Linked DNA regions of Homo sapiens: all the other regions are linked to region 2. The links are chromatin contacts, found by Hi-C or POLR2A ChIA-PET in ENCODE. All regions are on one chromosome and are shown on one strand. Each heading gives the region's core, a stretch centred on a gene start or an enhancer-like site at or near the end of the contact. The rest is flanking DNA. Distances are from core to core; before and after follow the strand shown.

Region 1 (3,731 bases), core at 432-2,931, 140 kb before region 2:
GGGGATACAAGGAAGGAGTGGCATGGGAGTGGAGTTCTGAGAGATGAGCAATAATGTGCGGGTGGGAAAGGTAAGGAGGTGGATATACGCTACGGTATAAAAGTGCTTGCAAGTTGCTGGGCAGGGGTTCAATGTAAGAGCAGGAATCAGCAACAGACTAGGTTGAAGAGAGGAGAGGGTTGGTGTGTGTCAAGGACTTTGAGTGCCCTGCTCAGGAGTTCAGATTTCATCCTAGAAGCAACAGGACACCACCAACAATTTCAATGCACTTGAATTTTGGCAGCTGTGTTGGAAGTGACTGATGTGGGAAGAGGCTGTAAAGGGGGGTGAGGGGGTGGCCTTTGGAGGTCTTTGAGTGCCCCAGGCAGGAGACAGGAAGAGACAATGGAAATGGGGCAGCAGAGGCCAAGGACAGAAAATAGGAGCTCCCTTTAACCTAGAATCTGCTAAGCAGGGTGGGTTAAAGGAGAGGTAAGAGAAAGAATAACTTTGAGGTTTCTAATGTGAACAGCTGAGTAAAAGGAAAAAGGAATTGTAGCAGTGGATGTTACCCCAACTGACATCTTAGAGTGCCCCATAAGAAGACCCTGGAGGCTTTGTCTCTGCAGAACATTTTTGTGCACTGTTTCCTTCCTGCACAGCCCTCCCTGGTGGCCTGGTTTGGTGTCTTGGTTGTGGTCTCCTGTCTGGTTTCTGCATCTATGCCGAGGCCTTTCAAAGAAAAGTTTAATCTGAACAATCCCATGACATTGGCACTGGGTGCTCTTGACTCCAAGGCCTTCGGCTTCTGCTCTGCTTCATCCTACTCTTCTTGTTTCCTACCTTGGCTTCCAGAACTCTAGCCCAGGGGCCCTTCTTGTCCAGATTAATAGGGAGGGAAGAAGAGGAGAAAACTGTTTTTGACATGTTAGGCTAAAAGTGTCTGTGGGACATCCGTGCAGAGATTTCCAGTGGGCAGGTAGGAAAGAGTTCAGAGGAGAGGAAGGAACCATGTTTAGAAGCCGAAGACATAGAAGAATGACCAAAATTACTCAAAAAGACCATACATGGGAGAGCTAAAAGAGAAGGAAAACTGAAAATTGACCTATAGGCAATGCCATTTGAGGTGGATATGACATGAAATTCCAGGGAAGAAGAATGAGGAAAGACAATCACAAAAATCACAGTGGACAAAACGGGGAATGTGTGCTAGAGTCAGAGGAGGATTTTTGAAGAAGAAGGAGGAGGAATGAACATCTGTATAAAATTGTTGCACAGAAGTGATTTTATTTAAACATTAAACATTAAAACATTTACTAGCCTTCCACTATATGACAATTGCTATACCAGGAATAGGGTTATCAGAAGTAAATCAGGTTCAGTCCCTGCCTGTAAGGATCCTCCAGTCTAGTAGAAGATAAAAACATAAATAGACAAGTGGAATAAATTGTAGGTTACACAGAGAACTAAAAATCAAACATATTGAACAGGTGGGAACAGACTTCCATGGCTTCAGAAAGGTGATGACTTTCAAGACCAGACAGGAGCTATGTGCAGGTGTCCACAAGGTGAACCATCGGAGAGTTTCAGAGAGAGGAAGGACTAGGAGCTCCCACAGAGCTGGTAGAGTAAGTATGGCCAAGGATGAAGGATGAAGTAAGGGGCAGAGAGAGACATGAGTTTGAAGAATGTTCATGGTTCAGACTACTGAGGGCTTTGTAGTTTGGAGCAACAGGATTTTTGCTCATTTGTGAGTTTCCTGTGCCAAACCACAAATGGAGTGACTCAAAACAAGAGAAATTTATTTTCTCACAATTCTGAAAGTCAAAAGTCTTAAATCCAGGTGTGAGCAGGGCTGCACAGCCTCTAGGGGCTCTAGGGAAGAATCTGTTTGTAGCCTTTTCCATCTTCTGGTGGTTGTTGGCTTGTGGCCACAACACTTCAAACTATCCCTCTGTGGTGACATCGCCTCCTTCTTTCACTGTGATCTCCCCCTTCCTCCCTCTTATAAAGATACTTGTGATGGCATTTAGGGCCATGGTTCAAGCTTATCTCCACATCTCAAGATTCTTAACTCATTTGCAAAACCCCTTTTTCCATATAAGCTCACATTTATAGGCTTCAGGGATTAGGACCTGCATATATTTGGGGGCTGTAATTCAGCTTGCTACAGTCAGGGTTGGCAATTAGTTATACCTTCCTGGGAGTAAAAGACAGAATGGATTGGAGAGACCCATACTGGAGTCAAGAACATCATCACTTTGGAGATTACAGAAGACATACAGGTTAAGAGGTGACTGAGACCTGAACTAAGAGAGCAGTGGAGGTGGGGATGGGAGTGAGATCTCAGTGGAAAAGTGTCAGTAGGGTTGGGTGGTTCTCAGTGTCTCAGTGGGGTCCTGGGGACAGAAGCCCAATCACACATATCGAAAGCGACAGCAGATTTCACTTCTTTTCAGTCATCTACCGGGTACTGAGCTAGTTGTCAAAGGCAATGATAAGCCAGCATGTGTCTGATAGCGTGGGAAGGAGCTCTGAAAACAGGACCAGAAAGGAAACGGAGGTGGGGAAACAGATTCTCTAATTCCTGAGCATCTTTGAAGAAATCCACTGTAGGCTGTGTCATTCTGTCTCTCTCCCACTGCAACCAGAAACCATCTAGTAGGGTGGTGGAAGATATTAATTGACTAAAAATCCTTTGAAATTTTGAGGCATAAAAAATTCCATCTAAGAAATTTGCTTATAAATAGGCCCTGAAATAGGCAATCTAGATCCCAAAGCCACTTGCAAGGTAGGAATGGAGGAACGGCCTTCTGCAAGCTCTGTTTTTTCTGCAGTCAGGTGACTTGGACTCACCAAGACCTCCAGCCAGTGCCACAGGCCAGGACCCCCACCCCTCAAGATACCCTAAAGGTCCAGGGATCCCTAGACAGTACGGGAGTGCAATACCAGACTGCTAGCTTCAAGGGACTCAAGCAGTAACCTTGGGGCCTGATAATGCCAGGTCATTTGCACCTAAAATCGTATAGCATTGCATCTCCATCACATACAGGCACAGGATAGCTGAGTTTCTACAGGTTCATCGGCTTTTGTGTACCAAAGGGGTCATATGAATGGCAATTTGGTTGTATCTAGTCCTCGTCTTCTGCTCCTGCCTCCCGAATGATGCTGCCTCCTAGGAATGCTGCCTCCCCTGTCCTGGCTGCCAACTGGCCAGTGCGCTGGGTGAAGCTGCTGTTCTCCCAAACAGGCTGGCTCCTCCTCTGCACTGTCTGCCTCAGGCCCTGAGTGCCAGGGTAGGCTCTGTTTTGTGCAGGAGCCTTCACTCTGTGTCTCCTGGCACCAAAGCCACATCTGGTGAAACTTGGTGGCTTCTCTCCCTGCCTGTAGCCCTTCTCCATGTGGGGCTGAGATCTAAGTCCAGGGCCCAGAGCTGGAGGACCAGTGTCTGAACAGGCGCCAGGGTTCCTCCCCATCCCATCCCCCAACCTGTTGTTAGGGGGTGCAAATTCCTCTTCCCCCCATCCTCCATACTCTTCTTCACTAGAAAAATGCCCTAATGCAAACTGGTTTCTATGAGGCCCCCCTTAGTTTTGACTGATTCCAAGGCAAGTGCTATCCATTATGCATTCTAAAAATTTTTATGTGAGCTCTTCCTATTTGTCAGCCAGTGTACTAGCTAGCAAAGCTAACAAGTAACAAAAGTGTACTAACAAAACAGACTTGAAGCATAAAAATATGCCTTGGTGGCT
Region 2 (3,737 bases), core at 418-2,917:
CAGCCCGGGCAGAGCCTGGTCTCTCGGTGATTTTCACTGTCTCTCTCCATTTGTGTCATATCTGTGTCCTCTCCATTTGCAGCAGGGACTTACACCTCCTTTTCACCTGCACCAATGCCAGGATGGAGATTTGCTTATGCCCCTTGGCCCTGCAGGCAGCCCAGCGACTCACAAAGTCTCAGGACCCTACTGCAGGGGTCCCCAACCCCCAGGGCCACAGACCTGTGCCAGTCCCCAACCACCCTGGGCATGCCCTGCAGAGGTACCAAGCCCGGGGCTGGAAGGGCGGGGATGAAGATTATGGATGCCATCTGAATCTTTTCAAATTCAACACATTTTTTTGGACACCAAAGCACTTTTTGTACATTTAAAAAAAATTACTCTAAACACTAAACCTGGAAGTTGTTTTCTGAAGAAGGTGAGGGGAGAGCACCTCCCCCAGGCAACCTAGATCCCTCGCATGCACAGTTCCCAACACGGAGTCTTGTGGAAGGGAGCGCTCAGTAAGATGTCATTTAGCTTAAAGACTGTGGATGCCTGAGCATGCCGCGTTTCCCGCAGCCGTGCTTCTTGCTTGGTGCTCAGTCTTGGCAAAGTCATCTCCGGCCCTACGTTCTCAGGTGTGAACGGTGGAGTCAGGGGTGCTGAGGGTCATGCTCACTCACCAACTACCCTGCACCAGCACCCTCCCCCCTGCACTGGTTTTCTGTGCTCTCGTTTGGTGTCCCCAAAATCTTGAGGCCTGTAGGATTATCACCACTACACAGAAGAGGAAACCGAGGGTTAGAGAGGTGGTCTGAATGTCTAAGAAGGGAGATCCAGGATTGGAACCCAGATTTGTACAACTCCAAAGCTCTCTTGTGACCTGTGCCGCCTCCCAAGGGGTGAGCAATCGTGCCTCCCTTTCCTCTGCTCAGCCACCCTGCAGCTCACACAGCTGCAGTAATGACTGCTCTCGAGAGAGCTGCCCCACCCAGAGGGGTTTAAGGCAGAGAAGAGCGGCCTGCAGCCTAGTTTCTCTCAGTGTGCCTTACAGCCAAAGCCAAAGACTGAGGCCGACTCCCAGGACAGGGCCGCTACCCTGGCCTCAACACCACAAATGACTGGACGCAGCTGCTGGCAGAAAAAGCCGCACTCCAGGCATTTAGTACCTAACCGAAGAAATCCAAAGATTCTTATCTGTGCCTTGCTTCTCAACTGCAGAGGTTCTTCCCTTTTGTCCTAACACACTGGGAGGGAACTCTGCACTGATGACAAGTAACCATGAACGTGATTCCTTTCCCTCCTGCGGTGGTCATCTTCAGCAACTCTAGCCGTGAAGCCAGCCTGCCTGTCTCTTTCTTTGCTTGTGTTGGGTCATATTACTGAAGAAAGAATAATAGCAACACTGTTACCCGCCTGTGTACCAGTCTTTGTTCACGGGAGGTTTTAGGATCTCTATGACACACGCAGGCAGAGCATGCCACCGTCACTTAGGAGGGGAAGCCAGAGGTCTTGGAAGTCACACACTAGCAGGGAAGAGACCTAGGTTTTCCCATGGCTCACTGCAGCCTCCCTGAACTCTTTTTCCACAGATGCTAGGCTGACACTCCCTTGTCCCCCTCTAGAGCTCTGTGAACAGGAAGAGGTTGTCTTCTAGCTGTGTAGAGGCTGGGGGAACAGCCCACAGTGCAAGCCACGACTACCTGCTCTGAAGTGGAGGGGCTGTGGAGCAGACAGCAGACTTCTCCCAGCTGAGCAGAGCTGGGCAAAACAGATCGATCTAAACCGCCCTTAGCGGATGTTCTCATTTCCCTGCTGCCCTAAAAGTGGTGTCCGCCTGAGGTGAACACTATAAATAACTGTTCACAGGCGGGTTGTTAAGGACTCTATGGCCTGTGTTGGCAGAGACAGATTCCGGGAAGTCAGTGACTTGGTCACTTCCTACTTAAAACGCAGGGCACCAAGGAGCCTATTTTGGGCTAAATGCAAAAGCCTGGGAATCAAAGAAGAAACGTTAGAGGAGAGACCGACCTCTTGCTTTTAGCCACAGTTTGGAAAAGTTTTTTGTTGTTCTCAATAGTTCGATGGAAAGTGGTAAAAATGCTTTAATTAATTATTAACCTTGGTATTTTTCTTCATAGTTCTCAACATGCTTCACACACCTTTCCTTCTTTGAGCCTCAAAGCAACACTGTGAGTAATCTTATTGTTGTGAACCCATTTTACAGGTGAGAAGACAGAGGCAATAAACATAAGGGCTGGGCCTCACACCTGGATCTGCTGCTCCCTAGCCCCTAGTTATTCCTTCGCCTCACACCCAAGGCCATGATCTCACTAAAAAGAAACACCTTTAAGAGCAGGCACCCCTGCCTGATTCAGTCAGCAGTAAGCCATCAGCAGATCTTGCCCAGTTATAGCCTGGTCCACCTGTTTGTAATAAGCATAGTGAGAAGGACAGAATCACAGCTAGGTGGTTGGCAGGTTGAGTTGAGACTGACCACAGGGTGTGTTTGGTTTCTGGATGGGGCTGGGGTCCTTCTGAGCGTGAGACAATAGATGACACTCAGCCACAGGAGGCTGGGCCCAGCAGGGCCTCCGGCCTCAAAGCAGCGGGGTAGCAGCTCTGAAGTCAGAAGTTGAGGCTGCAGTCTTGAGGCAGAATTTCTTCTGTGGGACACCTCAGTTTTTGCTCTTAGGGGGATCAACGGAATGAGGCCCATCCACATGATCAGGGGCAATCTCTTGAAAATCAGCTTATTGTACATGTGACCCACACCACAAATACCTCCACAGCAACGTCCACATTAGTGTTTATTAAATAACCGGGTCCTATAGCCTAGCCAAGCTGATGCATGAAACTCACCATCACATCCTGTATCCATCTACAGCTTTCTAGGGCACTGTGGTAGCCCAGGTGAGGCGTTGTGCTCTAAACTCAATTCTCTGGAACAAAACTGCTGGGCCACTTTTTTGTTAGTTCCTGTATCTCTCCTCTGATGTGCACAATTGTGGCTCAGGATTATGAAGTTCCAGAGCAGAGGACAGGGAAGGAAAGAGGGAGCAAGTGCCTGGGAGGAGCAGTAGCCGGCTCTGCCACTCAAGTGTGTGCTTTTCCCCCAACCCACACCTGTCACTGAGGCAGCCGTCCCTGCTAATGGATGTGACTATGAAAGTATCGTATCCCAGTTCATCCAGAGACCAAATGGGGCCGCGTAAAAGAGCCACAGTTTTGCCTAAGTGAGATTGCAGCAGACACGAAGGAGAGCCAAGGCACTGGACAAGGACACAGGTCAGGCAGAAGCACAGGAACAAAACTGTTGGTCCCTGGTCGGGGTCCCCCAACTTCTCTTGCAAGCAAATCTACATATAAATCCACATTTTCTCATGACTATGGTTCAGTTGATGGTCAGCTTACAAGTAACACCTGGACATGGCAGTTTAGGGAGAGAAGGTTAGGAGGCCTAATCCTGTGATTTCTGGGGAAAAATGTTCTGTTGGAGGGGAACCCAATGTGCAGCCTCATGATAGAGTCCTGGGGAGATGGTTGATTTGTTAGATTCAGCCCCCAGAGGCTTGCCTTGGAGTCTCTCAGGGCTGACAGGACTAAGGGGGTCGCTAGTCAAGACAGGCCAGGGCACAGGCTCCTGGTGACGCATCTGTACTGGGTCTGCATTCTGAAAACAGCCTTGCTGGCCACTGGGCCATATGGACCTTGAGAGGGTCCCAAAGTCCATGAAATGGGGGGCATGGTGGAGA
Region 3 (3,577 bases), core at 424-2,923, 200 kb after region 2:
GGCTGTCCCCCACCATGCTGTTCTCATGATAGTGAGTTCTCACGAGAGCTGATGGTTTTATAAGGGGCTTTTCACCCTTCACTCTGCACTTCTCTCTCCTGCTGTCATGTGAAGAGGGATGTGTTTGCTTTCCCTTCCGCCATGACTCTAAGTTTCCTGAGGCCTCTCCAGCCATGTGGAACTGTGAGTCAAACCTCTTTATAAATTACTCAGTCTCAGGTACCCAATCTCAGATATGCTGCTTCATAGCAGCATGAGAACAGACTAATATACTCACTTTAAAAAAAAAAATTTAGATGAAAAAACAGTGACATCTATAATCCAGTGCCTAGTGAGCAAGGTTCAAATGAGCTTAGCAAAGTTCTAGGAAAGGATGGCTGGAGTGGGAAAAGGCTAATAAAAAGAAGCAGGACACAGTCCTCAAGGCCTCAATCATCTATTACAGAGACAAAGTTTATAAATGGAAAAAGTACTGCAAGGCAAGCCGTGATTCAATTTCCAAGTGGGTTAAACAGATCAAGTCTCAGTTTGGTGAAGAATTAAAGTAATGAAAGAATAGAGCATTACACAGAAGTCACAATTGTCATGAATGGGTTCTTATCAAAGAAAAAGATTCATTTGTTTGATTTTTCAATTAGGTATTTTAATTCTGTACTTCTAACCTACTGAAATTGCACCAAAATCCACATCCCTTTGTTCTCAAAAAACATCTGGCCATACCATAGTCAGGATGGCTGGGCCACCACACTTCCCCAGCAGGCAGGCTAAGAGCTCTTAAGGACAGGTTTTTTCAAAGGCAGCAAGAGGACCATCCATCCCCTCAGCCAGCCAAGGCTGTTCCTCTTTGCCTCCTGAGAATCTGTTTTTGTAGCACTTGGAAGCATATACTAGATACTCAAAAACCAGCCCACTGCAAGTCAAGAGTAGAACAATACCAATATGACATCATCGGTGCCGAACGGAGTGGCCAAAATAGTTAAGATATATTACAGAAATCTGTATTACCAGGAATGATGTAGAATTCTTTGAGTGTAGTGAGAATGGGGGTGAACCCACAATTTACAAAAGATCCTACCTTCATTTAAATGCACTTGGTTAGGAGGATCCCAGCAAAGCTACTAGGGAAGGACCCAGAGCCACAAGCACCTGTGGGCCAGGCTCCCAACTGGCCCTGCTGGTGGCTGTGTGTGGGGTTGCAGCCCAGCCCCAGCAGTACTAGGCAGGGCACATGCAATGGTGCATCTTAGGTCTACGTGGGCTGTTGATCAAGAGCAAGGCCCAGCCGTCTGCAGCAGAAACGGAACAGGAAGCAGCCTCTGGGGAACAGTTTTTATTTTATTGTTTTAGAGACAGGGTCTCACTCTGTCACCCAGGCTGGAGTGCAGTGGTGTAATCAAGGCTCACTGCAGCCTTGACCTCCTACACTCAAGTGATCCTCCCGCCTTAACCTTCCAAGTAGCTGAGACCACAGGTGCATGCCACCATGCTGGCTAATGTTTTAAATTTTTTGTAGAGATAGAGTCTCACTATGTTGCCCAGGCTGATCTCAAACTCCTAGGCTCAATGATCCTTCCACTATCTCAGCCTCCTAAAGTGCTGGGATTATAGGTGTGAGCCACTGTGCCCAGCTAATCTGGACAAGATTTGAATCAGGGCTTCTGTGGCAGGAATAGTGTGGGAGGGTTTCACTTCCTCTGGGAACTCCTCTCTGGATTACTACCCTTCCCCCATATCTAGGTTAGGGTCACAATGAAGGCTCCTGCAGTGTCCTGTTCTCACCTCTTCTTCTATTACCCTGCAATGGAATCATCCATGTACCCATCTATCTCCCCAGCTAGAATAGGTACACCTTGGGGATAGCATCTGTGTCTGATTCATCTTTGTATGGAGCAAACAATATCTGGCACACAATGTGTGCACAGGAAATGTTTGCTACTGTTATTGAATGTGGATTGCAAATCAGGGAATCAAGACCCCATTGGGAGCATGTAGGGCCATTTGCATATAGGGGAGCTTGTTGTCCTGAGACCAAGTGTGAGACTGGAGTCTCAACAAGCAGATGAGACCTCAGCTGCTGCAGAGATGTAGCACAGAGCCCACCTGCTAATCAGGGTGTCTTAGAAACTCAGAGGGCTAAGTTCGTGGTTGGACAGTCAGTATGGTCCCAGATATCAGAGCCTGTAGTTGCATGGGGGGCCAGGAAATGTTACAAGCTGACAATTTTATAAGAACACTCATTTTCAGGTGTTCACTGTCCATTCAGTATGAAGACTTACTCTGAGAAGCAGAGTTGACACCGGCCACCATCAAGCAATAAAATCTAAAATCTAAGGCTGCCAACATAGTGATGGTTCTGCCTTCCCCTATCCTCTGGAGGGACAGAGAGGAGTTCAAAATGCCTCCCTAGTACTCAGTGTTTTGTGACTCAGAGATGGTGTTTATTGCCTGCACACTCTTCTAAGCCTTCTGAATATCCATGCAGCCCTTCCTCCCAGCTCAACCAGAGCAATTGACTGATGCACTGGTATAACCATCTCCGGTTACATGTTTACTATGCCAGGGAGAAAAGGAATTCTTATCGTAAATCACTATTCCTTGCAAATGTATTTGCCAGAATCAAAATAAAGCTAAAGTTAGACACAAAATGGGATGGGACAGAAACTTGCCCAAGCAAGGTCAGAGAAATAGGGGGAAGAAGAGGTCTCAGCATCACTTTGAGACTCAGGACAAGACTTTTTCCATCCGCCTCTTGTAATTCTGGGTATCAGTGAGCCCAGTTGGGAATAAACAGCCCCGAGATCAGTAGTGGCTACTGGGTTTTTTCTTGTAGGCCTGGGGGCAGTGGGACTGCGACAAGGCTATCCAGGCTTGCCTGCTGCCTGCTACCAGCAGGGATTGCAAAGCAAGTCCATCAGCCCAGGGCATGGCTTCCACGGTGAGAACCGGGAGGAGAGCCCATGCTTGCAGAGCAAGTTCTTGGTGGCAAGCACCAACCTCTTTCAGAGAAACTTGATTGATGGCAGCACCCTACTCATATCCAAGAGACGTTTCTGCCTGTCGGCACTGATGACCCAAAGCATGCCCTGCTCCTATGGCCAGGAGGTGGACCCCGGGTCTGCCACCCTCCCCTTCCCTCTCCTCTGGGCACAGGCTGCGCTTCCTTGCCCTTCCTGTTGTGGAGAGTTGGTGGAAAATGAGTCCTCCCCCATGTCAGAGCTGAGAATAACAGATCACATAGTTTTCTTTTAGCTGCTCCTGTCTTCCAGGTCATGTTCTAAGTGACTTACAAATCTCATCTCAATTCATGCCCAGAACCATCTTATGAGGTCCACTGTTGTCTCCATTTCACAGACGAGCAAACTGAGATGCCCCCCACTCCCAAACAAAAAAATCCCACAGTGGTGAGTGGTGGAACCAGGCTGGAACCCTGAAAGCTGACTCTGGGCTCACATTCTGACCCGCTTTCCTCTCCTTGGGGAATCCACAGTGGGGGTGGCTCTGGAGCAGGCAGGATCACAGGCAGAGGCTCTCCGTGTTTTTCTTCACCTTGCCTACTTCAGGAGAGAGCTGAAGGAGG

Evidence for each region. A loop is a pair of places that touch in the nucleus more often than their neighbours do. ChIA-PET counts read pairs that join two places held with the same protein, here RNA polymerase II (POLR2A). Pooled maps may share reads with other maps.
Region 1: a pooled map shows a loop between it and region 2 (2.0-fold over the local background). The contact joins two enhancer-like sites. A Hi-C loop is called at or near these places in 1 of 37 single-sample maps with no recorded cell type and 6 of 50 pooled maps. POLR2A ChIA-PET finds 5 or more read pairs at or near these places in 3 of 52 experiments (OCI-LY7, activated CD8-positive, alpha-beta T cell and activated naive CD8-positive, alpha-beta T cell).
Region 3: a pooled map shows a loop between it and region 2 (2.4-fold over the local background). The contact joins two enhancer-like sites. A Hi-C loop is called at or near these places in 1 of 50 pooled maps. POLR2A ChIA-PET finds 5 or more read pairs at or near these places in 2 of 52 experiments (AG04450 and HepG2).

What each region holds. Positions count from the first base shown.
Region 1 is chr1:228,792,575-228,796,305 of GRCh38, forward strand. No RefSeq gene overlaps it. Among named protein-coding and RNA genes, the nearest start is that of RHOU, 59 kb to the left of the region's middle. Within about 2 kb of position 1,682, at least 2 of the 41 ENCODE cell types and tissues checked have a DNase peak (open chromatin) inside an H3K27ac peak, as active enhancers do.
Region 2 is chr1:228,936,949-228,940,685 of GRCh38, forward strand. All of the region lies in intron 2 of LOC124904539 (a long non-coding RNA gene), which reads right to left. Among named protein-coding and RNA genes, the nearest start is that of RHOU, 200 kb to the left of the region's middle. Within about 2 kb of position 1,668, at least 17 of the 41 ENCODE cell types and tissues checked have a DNase peak (open chromatin) inside an H3K27ac peak, as active enhancers do.
Region 3 is chr1:229,135,783-229,139,359 of GRCh38, forward strand. The region is part of intron 1 of LINC02815 (long intergenic non-protein coding RNA 2815); the gene reads right to left. Among named protein-coding and RNA genes, the nearest start is that of LINC02815, 17 kb to the right of the region's middle. Within about 2 kb of position 1,674, at least 2 of the 41 ENCODE cell types and tissues checked have a DNase peak (open chromatin) inside an H3K27ac peak, as active enhancers do.